Regions from separate parts of the Homo sapiens genome. Here region 1 is linked to region 2. A link is an interaction called in ENCODE POLR2A ChIA-PET data of the cell type or tissue named here. Cell type or tissue: Panc1. All regions are shown on one strand. Each heading gives the region's core, and the rest is flanking DNA. Links, peaks and the distances in the headings are about the cores only. Region 1 holds the start of LOC105370839 (a long non-coding RNA gene). Region 2 has its middle 57 kb from the start of ANXA2.

Evidence for each region. Peaks named below come from ENCODE experiments on the same cell type or tissue, not always from the same donor. Only the 100,000 strongest peaks of a DNase experiment are listed, where the experiment ranks them.
Region 1: POLR2A ChIA-PET joins it to region 2 with 11 read pairs; 2 of 35 experiments call an interaction of 5 or more read pairs at or near these places.

Annotation. Positions count from the first base shown.
Region 1 is chr15:60,166,274-60,171,652 of GRCh38, reverse strand. LOC105370839 (a long non-coding RNA gene) reads right to left here and starts at 4,756. Exons shown (of 5, transcript XR_932310.3): 1 at 4,580-4,756. In Panc1, for the core only: a CTCF peak has its summit at 2,275; no DNase peak of the experiment used is centred there.
Region 2 is chr15:60,337,862-60,343,240 of GRCh38, reverse strand. No RefSeq gene overlaps it. Among named protein-coding and RNA genes, the nearest start is that of ANXA2, 57 kb to the left of the region's middle. In Panc1, for the core only: a CTCF peak has its summit at 2,389; no DNase peak of the experiment used is centred there.

The DNA of each region.
Region 1 (5,379 bases), core at 305-5,304, 170 kb after region 2:
TCGTAAATGCAAATAAATTAATTTATGGTAGGAGAATTTTAGATGTCATAATGGAGTGGGTGGGTTCATGATACCTGGAAGGTCTCAAATTGCACTCATTCATCAGGCCAGCCTTGTTGCTTGACCATCTCATATAGATCGGCCCTTACAACTCTGTTGGAGGAATGTCAGTTGACTGGTGAAGAGATATTAAGAAGTGGTCTGTGTGATGCCTGTTGCTATATGAGTGGTTGTCTCATCACATAACCTCATTTGGGAACCTCATCCTGAAACAAGAGATCACTCTCAGTTTTATGTTCTTTACCCAGCCTTGGTATTTCTAGATTCTATCCATGTCATCTAATTCTAGACTTGGAACTAAGACCCATGCTTTCTGCCATAACCATGGAAAGAAGGATCTTCTACAGGTATGATTTATTTTTAAAGGGCCATGGGCAGGATTCCTAATGGGAAAATCATCCCAGACAAACTTTTGTTAGCAAAGGTGGGTGTGCCAGTGCAAAATGTCCAGATGATTTAGACTAATTCATGTCCCAACTCATGTTCACATTAGACATCCAGTATTTGAGGCTATTTATCTTTTAACATCACAGTTACCTAAGAGAACATATTAGGGCAGACGATGTCAAAAGAAGGGGGAGAGGTATGTAGGGATCTCAGTTCACAATGTGAAAAGTGAATGAGTGAAAGTATCATATCCTCTTGACTCAAAAGTGTACCTTAAGAAAATGAAGTTAATGTTTTATAGTTCATAAAATCATGTTACAGTTCATAAATATGCTTAATATAGTATTTTGTTATTTTCTTCCATACTCTCCATGATTAAATACTGTAATCAATATTTCCTTAGAGTTTAGGAGATACCATTCATTCCTTCTAGGCTAGAATGTCTTATTCACAACTTCTTGATTGTATTTTAGCTTGTAAAACCACCACCACTAAATCTCTTCTATAGCTGATGAGAGGAAGGCCAGGCAGCTCTTTAAAAAATGAAAGTATTTAAATTGGAGAAAACCCAGCTTAAACATGGCAAGTGGCTGAACTGAAGCTGTCAAGGCCAAGCTGTTGTGAATGGGAACCTAACTCAAGGTCCTGTGGCAGACATCAAGTTAAGGGTGTATCCAAAGTTAGAGGCCAGGGCAGTAAAAGACAATGGACAAATTCAGAGTAACACAGGTTTCAGAAGCAGAATTTGTAAAGAATGCTGGGAGCAAAAGTGTTAACTGTGAAGGAATGGGATGATTGGGGAAAGAAACTTAGACATTCTTACTTTTAGGCTGGGCATGGTGGCTCATGCTATAATCCCAGCACTTTTGGAGGCTGAGGCCAGAGGATTGCTTAAGCCCAGTTCAAGACCAGCCTGGACAACATAGGGAAACCCTGTCTCTCCAAAAAATAAATAAAATTAGCCAGGCATGGTGGCACATGCGTTTAGTCCCAGCTATGCAGGAGACTGAGGTGGAAGGGTTGCTCGAGCCTGGGAGGTGAAGGCTGCAGTGAGCTGTGAATGTGCCACTGCACACTCCATCTTGGGTGAAAGACTGAGACCCTGCCTCAAAAATCAAAAAAATTCTTACTTTTAATTTGTGTGCTTCAGGTGCTATTTTATAATGAGCTTATAATTTTTTAATTTAAGAAACTATAAAAATAATTTAAAAGAAAAAATATACCCCAGAAGTAAAAGTGGCTTGCAACTGCTGAGGTGCAGGCCTGGCAAATCTAGAATAACTTATTAAGACAATTATTAGCAACTGCCCTACTTCTATATGCCCATCCTACAACTCTCTGTCTCTTGGGCCTGCCCCTGACAACATGGGACCCAGACAGTCTCTCATCGCAATAAGACTCCTCCTCCAGTGATTCCTCAAGCAGTGATTGAAGGAAGCGGTCTACCTGTAGGCCATACAGACTACTGGATCAAAAAGCACCCAGGAGGAGTCAGTGGTTGAGGTTTGCCTTCTGTAAACCTGGAAGGTTACATGGCTTGTTGCATGCTAATGGCAGAGAGGAGAATCAAATGCCCTGTTATATGAAAACAAATATTAATTTTCCCATTGCCGTGGTCTGAGTGCGACCCCAAAATTCATATGTTGAAACTTACTTGCCAATGTGATAGTATTAAGGGGTGATTAAGTCATGAGGTCAGAGCCCACATAAATGGGATTAGTGACCTTATAAAAGAGGTGCTAGGGAGCTGTTCATGCTTTCTGCCATGTGAGGATGCAGCGACATGGTGCCATCTATGGAGCAAAGGGGGAGGACTCATCAGACATTGAATCTGCCAGCATGCTGATCTTGGACTTTCCAGCCTGCAGAACTGTGACAATTAATTTCTATTATTTGTAAATTACCCAGTTTAAGGTATTTTGTCATAGCAGCCAAAACAAACTGAGACACTCATGCTTTAAGGCCTTTGGTCAGTGTCTACCTGGAAAGGAGCCTTGTTTGCCCTCAAAGGCCAAGAACTGAGAAAGCTAGACATCACTAATGCTCATGTTTCCTCGTGCCATGTCCAGGCAAACCAAAGGGGAAAAAAAATCTTTCTTTCCCTTCTCTTTCATGTGCATGGCACAAGAAAATGAAGGTATGTGGAGGCCCATTTGTGGTCAGAAGTGTATAAATCTTGTGTAAATCTAGATTCATGATTTAAGTGAAAGTGGGGAGGGGATGTAATTGAAACTACCAATGCTATTTATTTCTATTCCAGGAGGATGTTGGTCCACAGGCTGTACCTTCAGTTCATTTGAATTCCTGGTTTTCAGTCACCTCCATCCATATTGCATCTTCTTTTCTTTTATTGTCAGCTACTGCTTATTCCTAAGCATCCTTTTTACTTGAAATACTTCTGTAGGTTTGAAATCTAAGTCCCGGAAACAAGGGTGGCTGTTTGGGTGTGTGTACATTTTTTAAAGTAGGCACTGTTTCTGAGTTGAAACTGACCTGTACATGAGTAAAGAATGCAGTGATTTAAACAAGGGCCAGTAATTTTGCCTGGGCCTCAGGTGGCAAAAAATTTTGAAAAATAGTATCCTCGTAGGAATAGCCAGCAATGACTTGATGGTGGTATTCTTCTCCTGGCTCACATCCCTGCCTTACTGAGAGTTGGAGCCAAATGGGTATGGGGTGGTGGGTGAACGTTAATGAAACATTACGAGTCCCTGGCAGCAACCAGCAGAATCACAGAGTTGCTTTACTGTGTGCTCCTGTTCACCTTACATGTTTATTTTTTCCCTTCAGACTTCAGTGGTTTTTCCAGTGCTCCCCTTTTGAAAAAGATTGATGTGGCTGGCAATGGCGAGGGGATTAACATGAATAACAAATTATTCTTACACGTTTGAAGTTATAGGCCTATTATACTTGCCCTTTAGGGAAACACTGGGCTTTACGAAGCTATTGTTATTCTCAACAAATTGCAATAATTATTAGTGCTACGAGTTGGGTTCCTCGGTTTAAGCTTAGCATATACAAATCATCTGTGCCTTTTGGGAAGCTCCTTTCACTACCTGATTCACAGAGAAATGAGCTGCATGGGATAGGGGAGTATTTCCCAACCCTAAAATGTCCAACTAAGCTTTTTTTTTTTTTTTTTTTTTTTTTTTTTTTTTTTTTGAGAAGGAGTCTCGGTCTTGTTGCCCAGGCTAGAGTACAATAACGTGATCTTGGCTCACTGCAACCTCCACCTCCCGAGTTCAAGCAATTCTCCTGCCTCAGCCCCCGAAATAGCTGGGATTACAGGTGCTCAGCACCATGCCCGGCTAATTTTTCTGTATTTTTAGTAGAGATGGGGTTTCACCATGATGGCCAGGCTGGTCTCCTGACCTCAAGTGATCCGCCCGCCTCGGCCTCCCAAAGTGCTGGGATTACAGGCATGAACCACCACGCCGTGCCGCAACTAAGCTTTAAACTGTCTAAATATTTTGCATGTTAGACCTCAGGCGTTACAAAGAAGAGATGGGTAAAGAAAACCTACAGAAACTGTATTTGTTCATGAGGGGGTGGAATAGAGAGTGTGTGCACCAGATAGAAATAGTTTGCCCTGACAACCCACAAGAATGGTGGTTAGAAAACAGAGACTTAGAAATAGCATCAATGTAGCTTTTTAAGTGGCGGGTTAAGATCTCCAATCAAGTCCAAATCAATTGTGTGACTATAATAACTATATAATCTCTCAGAGCGATCCTTTGCTCATCTTTAATTATAGGTATAATAAAATACTGCAGTTAGAGAAGTAAATATAATAGCAAAAGTTTCTTACTGTGTACATGCTTTTTATAACTATTTTTTTTAGTACTGCTAATACTGGCTTCCCTGCCTCTTATATTTCAATTTCTGATGATAGTCTTCAAAAAGAGAGCCCTCCAATGGGCGGAATAAAGCCTCTACATGGAAGAATATGGGTCAAATCAATATAATGCATTGTATTCAACACTTATTTGAACAGCCGGATTGAAACCACAGCAGCACCAATAAGTAGCTGTGTGACTCCTAGAAAGTTACTCACCAATACAACGCGTCAGTTTCTCTGTCAACCAACAGTACCTATTTCAGGGTTGTTGTGAGAATCAAATAAGGTAGTTACCTGCAAAGCTCTTAGAAGAGCACTGCGAAGTTATTATCTCAGCATAACAGGTCTCCAAGTCTCCTGGGAAGCTGCACAGGTTCCATGGTGATAGGATGAGAACACACGCGTTTCTGTCTTCTTAGGAGGTGCTACTGTTCTTCCCAGGGGCGGGGTCCACTCCTTTCTTAGGGGCGCCATATTGGCATTATCAAAATGGTTGTGTTGGTCCATTTCTGGGAGGATGCTCATGTGCTCTATCTTCTTTATGAGCAGGCTGTTCTTCTCTCAGGACAGTGACTATCGTGGACTAGCTGCCTGAGTTACAACACTGTTCACGATTTTGCCATTAACAAGAAATTCTAAACCTCTATATCTCAGGGGGTCACGTCTCCTTCGGTGGGAAACGAGCAAGATTCATTTCCTTTCCCCATTACCAAATGGGGAAATTTCTGATGGAAAGTAAGTGAACGAATTAAAATGTGGTAGAATTAAGATCAGATATTAAGATTATTCTGGGTTTTTTTTTTTTGTTTGTTTGTTTGGTTGGTTTTTTTTTTGTTTTTTGAGACGGAGTCTCGCTGTGTCACCCAGGCTGGAGTGCAGTGGCGCCATCTTGACTTATTGCAAGCTCCGCCTCCCGGGTTCACGCCATTCTCCTGCCTCAGCCTCCCGAGTAGCTGGGGCTACAGGTGCCCGCCACCACACCTGGCTAATTTTTTGTATTTTTAGTAGAGACGGGGTTTCACCGTGTTAGCCAGGATGGTCTCGATCTCCTGAGCTCGTGATCCACCTGCCTCAGCCTCCAAAAGTGCTGGGAT
Region 2 (5,379 bases), core at 194-5,193:
GCCTACCCAGCCATGTAGAACAGTGAGTCAATTAAATCTCTTTTCTTTATAAATTACCCAGTCTCGGGTAGTATCTTTATAGCAATGTGAGAATGAACTAATGTATAGCCCAAGGCAATTATGCTTTCAAGTAAATGTCTAAAGATTAATTAATCCAAGAAATAACAAGGAGTTTGGATTAGGAACAGAGAAATGTTTGAAACAAGCCTTTGTTACTCCGAGATCGCCAGATTTCAAATTTTACCATGGAGTCTTGGGTTTTGGAGAACCATCTTGGTCTCAATGAATTGCCTTTGTCTGAATAGACATGAGCTGATATATGACTATGAAGATTTGTTAAAGTCTATAGTTCTGCAGGTAATATTGGTCCTCAGTCATCCATGTATTCATTCATTGACTTCATTTATTCAATAGACACACCTCCTATGTGCTGGTCCCTGAACAAAGCACTAGGGATATGGAGATAAGAGAGAGTAAGAGCAAGGCAAAGCCAGCCAAGCAGAATGACAAGGGCTGTGATTGGGAAAAGCACAGGCACTTGGGGGTTGAGAGTAGCTGATTGCATCCAAGAGAACCACCTGGAAAGTTTCTAGGGGCGGCAATCCTTTTTTGTTTTGTTCTTTTTTTTTTTTTTTTTTTTGACAAATCCTTGCTTTGTCACCCAGGCTGGAGTGCAGTGGTGTGGACATGGCTCACTGCAGCCTTGACCTCCTAGGCTCAAGCTGTCCCTGCCTCAGTCCCCTGAGTTGCTGGGACTACAGGTGCATACCACCACACCTAGATAATTTTTGTATTTCTTCGTGGAGATGGAGTTTTGCCATGTTGCCCAGACTGGTGTCGAACTCCAGAGTTCAAGTGATCCACCCACCTCGGCCTCCCAAAGTGCTGGGATTACAGGCATGAGGAGGCAATCCATAAAGCTGGATTTTTTGGTTGTTGTTTTTTTGGTATGGTTTTCTTAAAAGAGGATTATATAATCATTGCAGAAAGTTGGAAAACACAGAAAAGTGTGAAGAAGAAAACGGAAATCACCTGAAACCCCAGTTGGAACGGATTGCTATTAATATAATTGGCAAGATGACCCATTTGGGAATCAGCTCTTGTTTCCTTGACAGAAAGCTCATCAGAAAGAACAAGAGGCAGTTTTTCCTCCCCCTTCTCAAAGAGGAGTTGGTGTTTAGGCAGCCACAGTCAGGCCTTCCTCGCCCCATGGGAGAGTTAAGGTGGCTTTTGGTTTTTCAATGTCTAGTTCAATCCAGGATATATACCTGGATTATCTCAAAGGAGTGGGCTGTGGGGTGAAAGAGAGAAGCAAACAGCCTTTCCCTGGGAGAGCTGGGTTTCCAGAGATGGAAAGAGGAAGTTCCCAGGTGATGGGAAATGGTGCCCAGCCCCCATATATCACCTGGAGTGTCTGACCGCTGATTGGGAAGTCGAGTGTTTGCAGGAGATCAAAAACTGACCACAGCAGTATTGGGTACCCCTGGAAAAGTCTTCTTGACTGGGCCTGGGAATGGGGAATGAGGTCCTGCTCAATGTCAAAGCCTATTTTCCAATCTCAGTCTGATTTGACACCATTTCTTCTCGCATTACCAGAACAGCCCACATCCCACGATGGGAAGCTGGAAGGGAATCTTTTTATGGGTACCCCCTGACTTTGTTTTCTTTTTGACTTTTTATACCTACAATATGTTTCCCAGACAAATCATAGTAAGTATTTCAGACACCTCAGGGCCCCATAATTTAGAGCTAACTTTGTGCTTTGAAGAGCCTAAGTTAATGCAATTTTATGTATCAGTAGGGAACACAGGTTCCCATCAGAGTCATAAAACGAGGAAAGGAAAATGAAGTTTGCACCCAGATATTGTATTTTGAACTGCTGTGAAAACAAAGAAATCACAGAAAATGATTTCAGAGCATAGATGAAGCAAAGAAAGAGGTAGTAGAATCAAAACTTTTCAGCTCTTTAGTGACATAATTGCCAGTTCTGTTTTTCTTCTTCCTTAGAGACACAGTCTTGCTGTATTGCCCAGGAGGGAGTGCAGTGGCTATTCACAGGCATGATCACAGTGCACTGCAGCCTCAAACTCCTGGTCCCAAATGATCCTCCCCACTCAGCCTCCTGAGTCGCTGGGACTACAGGTGTGCACTAGCGTGGGAGGGGGGGCAGCCATTTCTGTTGTAATATGAGGTTTCCATGTAATTGACACCTGGCTTCTCATAGTGACAGACACAGAGTAAGGTAAGGTATGTTAGCCTTCTTCCTAGCCTGTGTGTTGTTTATTTCTTCCTTTGGCCAAGGCCTCCAGAACTCCACATAGAAATTCAGTCCTGGCCCTCCCTCATTTCATCCCGGCCTGGGCATGGAATGTTGACTCAGCTGCGCCTCCTGCTGCTCCCGAGACTCTGTTGGCCTCCTTACCCCTCGGGGAAGGGGTGAGCTGTGCCTGGGGCTCATGCTTTTTCCCCCTCTCATAACCCCGGTCATGTTGGGGCTGAGACTGCTATGCCCCGGGAGCTGACCTCATCTCCCAGCTACTTGGAAGCCCTGTTCTTGCATCACCCTTCTCCCCATGCCCCAGAACCCCTCCTGTCATTCCCTGTCCTGCTCTGCTCAGTTCCCTCTTGGAGGAGTGTTTGCACAATAGGGACAGCAATTTCTTAAAGGGTGGGCCCTGCCCTGGTGCTTGGAGTATCCCATCACTTTATCCAAGGACCTCTGCTGTCTTTCCATCATTGCTGGTGACTCTTTGCTCCTACTTAGAACATTTGCTGCAACCCCTTGCCTGCCTCACCTTATTATAAATAATCTGCCTGCCACTGATGAATTCAGAGATGATGACACAAGTTGTTTGTTTGGCACAAAGAATGTGCTACGCAAGTCCAAAGACCAGATAACAACCTTGTCCTCTCTTCCCCCATCCATCGGTCTCTCTGCCGGAAACTCCCCCCTTGACATTGGTCTTGGCATTAAGATTTGTCCTCAGGAAAAAAAAAAATAATTGGAAGGGGTGATCCATCAATCCTTTAGCATACTTGATTTTATATTCATTTATCATTTCTTCAACAGAGAATATGGCTCTTAAAGAAGGGAACGTGGGGCGGGGACTATTGAACAGGGTATGAGAAAGTGTGTAGCATAACCGGAGGCTGAATGTAAGTAAGCATTTAACTGGAAGAGCCAGATAAGGTGGGTCATTAATGTACTTTTGACGTATTTTATAATGTAATTCTGGGTTTGATACTAGAAGTTTTGAGGGACTCTCCCTCAGAGATACATAAATCAATCAATTCCTATCTCCACCAAATAAAGTCTATAGGGTTAAAGGTGCTCAGTGGTTAGCCTGCTGGGTCGAAGGTGTCTGGGACCACCTGTGGGGCCATAGGACAGTCAGGATGATTGTCTCTGGGTTGGATTCACCTGCAACAAAGGCTGTTACCCTTGAACCCCAGTGGAAGCCTGGGAGTTCTCTTAAGCTGAATCTTTTCCCCAGGGTCTCCCCACTTAGTGTTCCTTATGGCTTTGCTCCCCTGGGAATAATAGTGTCTACCCTGTAGGGTTGTTGTGAGGATTAAATGAGGCAATACGTGTAATGTCACTGGTATAGTTCTTAGTATAAAGGAAGCATTTACTAAAACAAATAAATACATGTAATATATTACCACATCTATAATATATGTCATATTGTAGTGTACGATTAGAGACTGGGCCCCATGGACCTAGGAAAGACTCTTCCTGCTATGCGCTGCTTGGCCTTGGCAGAATCCAGCAGGACACTGGACAATCATTCCAGGGATGCCTTGTGGCTTATCTCCTTCTCGGGCCTGTTTCCATTTGGGGATTCGACCTCCTTGGTTCTCTTGTCTAATAGCCTCGGATGTGCCTCCTGCCGCCTTTCTCTCTGTCAGTGAACCACAAGACCTGACTCTGTGAGCCCTCCGGGAAGCGTACAGAGTGTTTCGACCTTAGGTGATGTGAGGGGAGGTGTTAATGAGTTGCCTATACAGCAACATCATATATTTTCTTGGCAGTGAGGCAGGTTTTTTTGTTTCCATCAATTTTGGACCTTATCAAGTTGATGACTATATGTAGTCTGATGATGGGTGAGAAATAATATTCATGATGTCCGGTGCCTCTTGTTCCTGAAAATCAATTAATTTGGTTACCTAACACAGGGCAGTTCCTTGAGGGAGAGGATAAAAGTTCACTTCCTGGAGCCATGTAACTATGACTCTGATTAAACAACCGTAACAAAAACTGTAGGAAACATTGAGCCAGCTACATTCAGGGGATTTTTGGCCCCACAATATTAGAAGATACTAGGAAGGTCAGGAAGCCTGGGCTGTATAGTTTCTCTTCCACGTGGACATATTCACCCAACAGGTCCAGGCAGTTCTTCTCACACTTGTTTCTGTGACTAAGTCCCTGCCAATCACTTCTGGGGACATCACAGAATAATGATCCATTTTATATTTATTATATAAACCAGCAGTTTTGCTAGTGGGAAATTTTAATCATATGTGTGCAGGTATTATGCCTCAATTTTATGCATAAAATATTTTCAGGATGTGACATGTACAGTGATGGGTTTTTCTCCCTCCTTGTATCTCTGCTTTCCTCTTTTCCTGGAATCTGGCCTCAAGGCACAGATGGGCACACATACCCTCTTAGCCTAACAACAAGTAAGAAGAAGGCTTGCTAGTGGACATTAATCTTCTCAGGGGATAGAGTTTGATTGTCTTTGAGTCCACTTCATTTTCTCCTCCTCAGAACCTGAATCTGGAGCAGAGATGAAACAGGGAATGCCCGATCCATCTATATCAGAAGAGAGAGCTATAGAGGGGATTCAGGAAGAGGAGGCGTGAAGGAATCATAGGAAAGGCAGAGTGAGGCCAGGCGCAGTGGCTCCTGCCTGTAATCCCAGCACTTTGGGAGGCCGAGGCAGGTGGATCATGAGGTCAGGAGTTTGAGACCAGTCTGGCCAACATAGTGAAACCCTGTCTCTACTAAAAGAATACAAAAATTAGCTGGGTGTGGTGGTGCGTGCCTGTAATCCCAGCTACTCGGGAGGCTGAGGCAAGAGGATTGTTCGAACCTAGGAAGCAGAGGTTGCAGTGAGCCAAGATGGCACCATTGCACTTCAGCCTGGGTGACAGAGCAAGACTCCGTCTCAAAAAAAAAAAAAAAAAAGAAAGCCAGAGCGAAAAAGGTACAAGAGGCTGGGCGCAGTGGCTCACGCCTGTAATCCCAGCACTTTGGGAGGCCTAGGCCGGTGGATCACTTGAGGTCAAAAGTTCAAGACCAGGCTGGCCAACATGGTGAAACACGTCTCTACTAAAAATACAAAAATCAGCTGGGCATGGTGGCGGGTGCCTGTA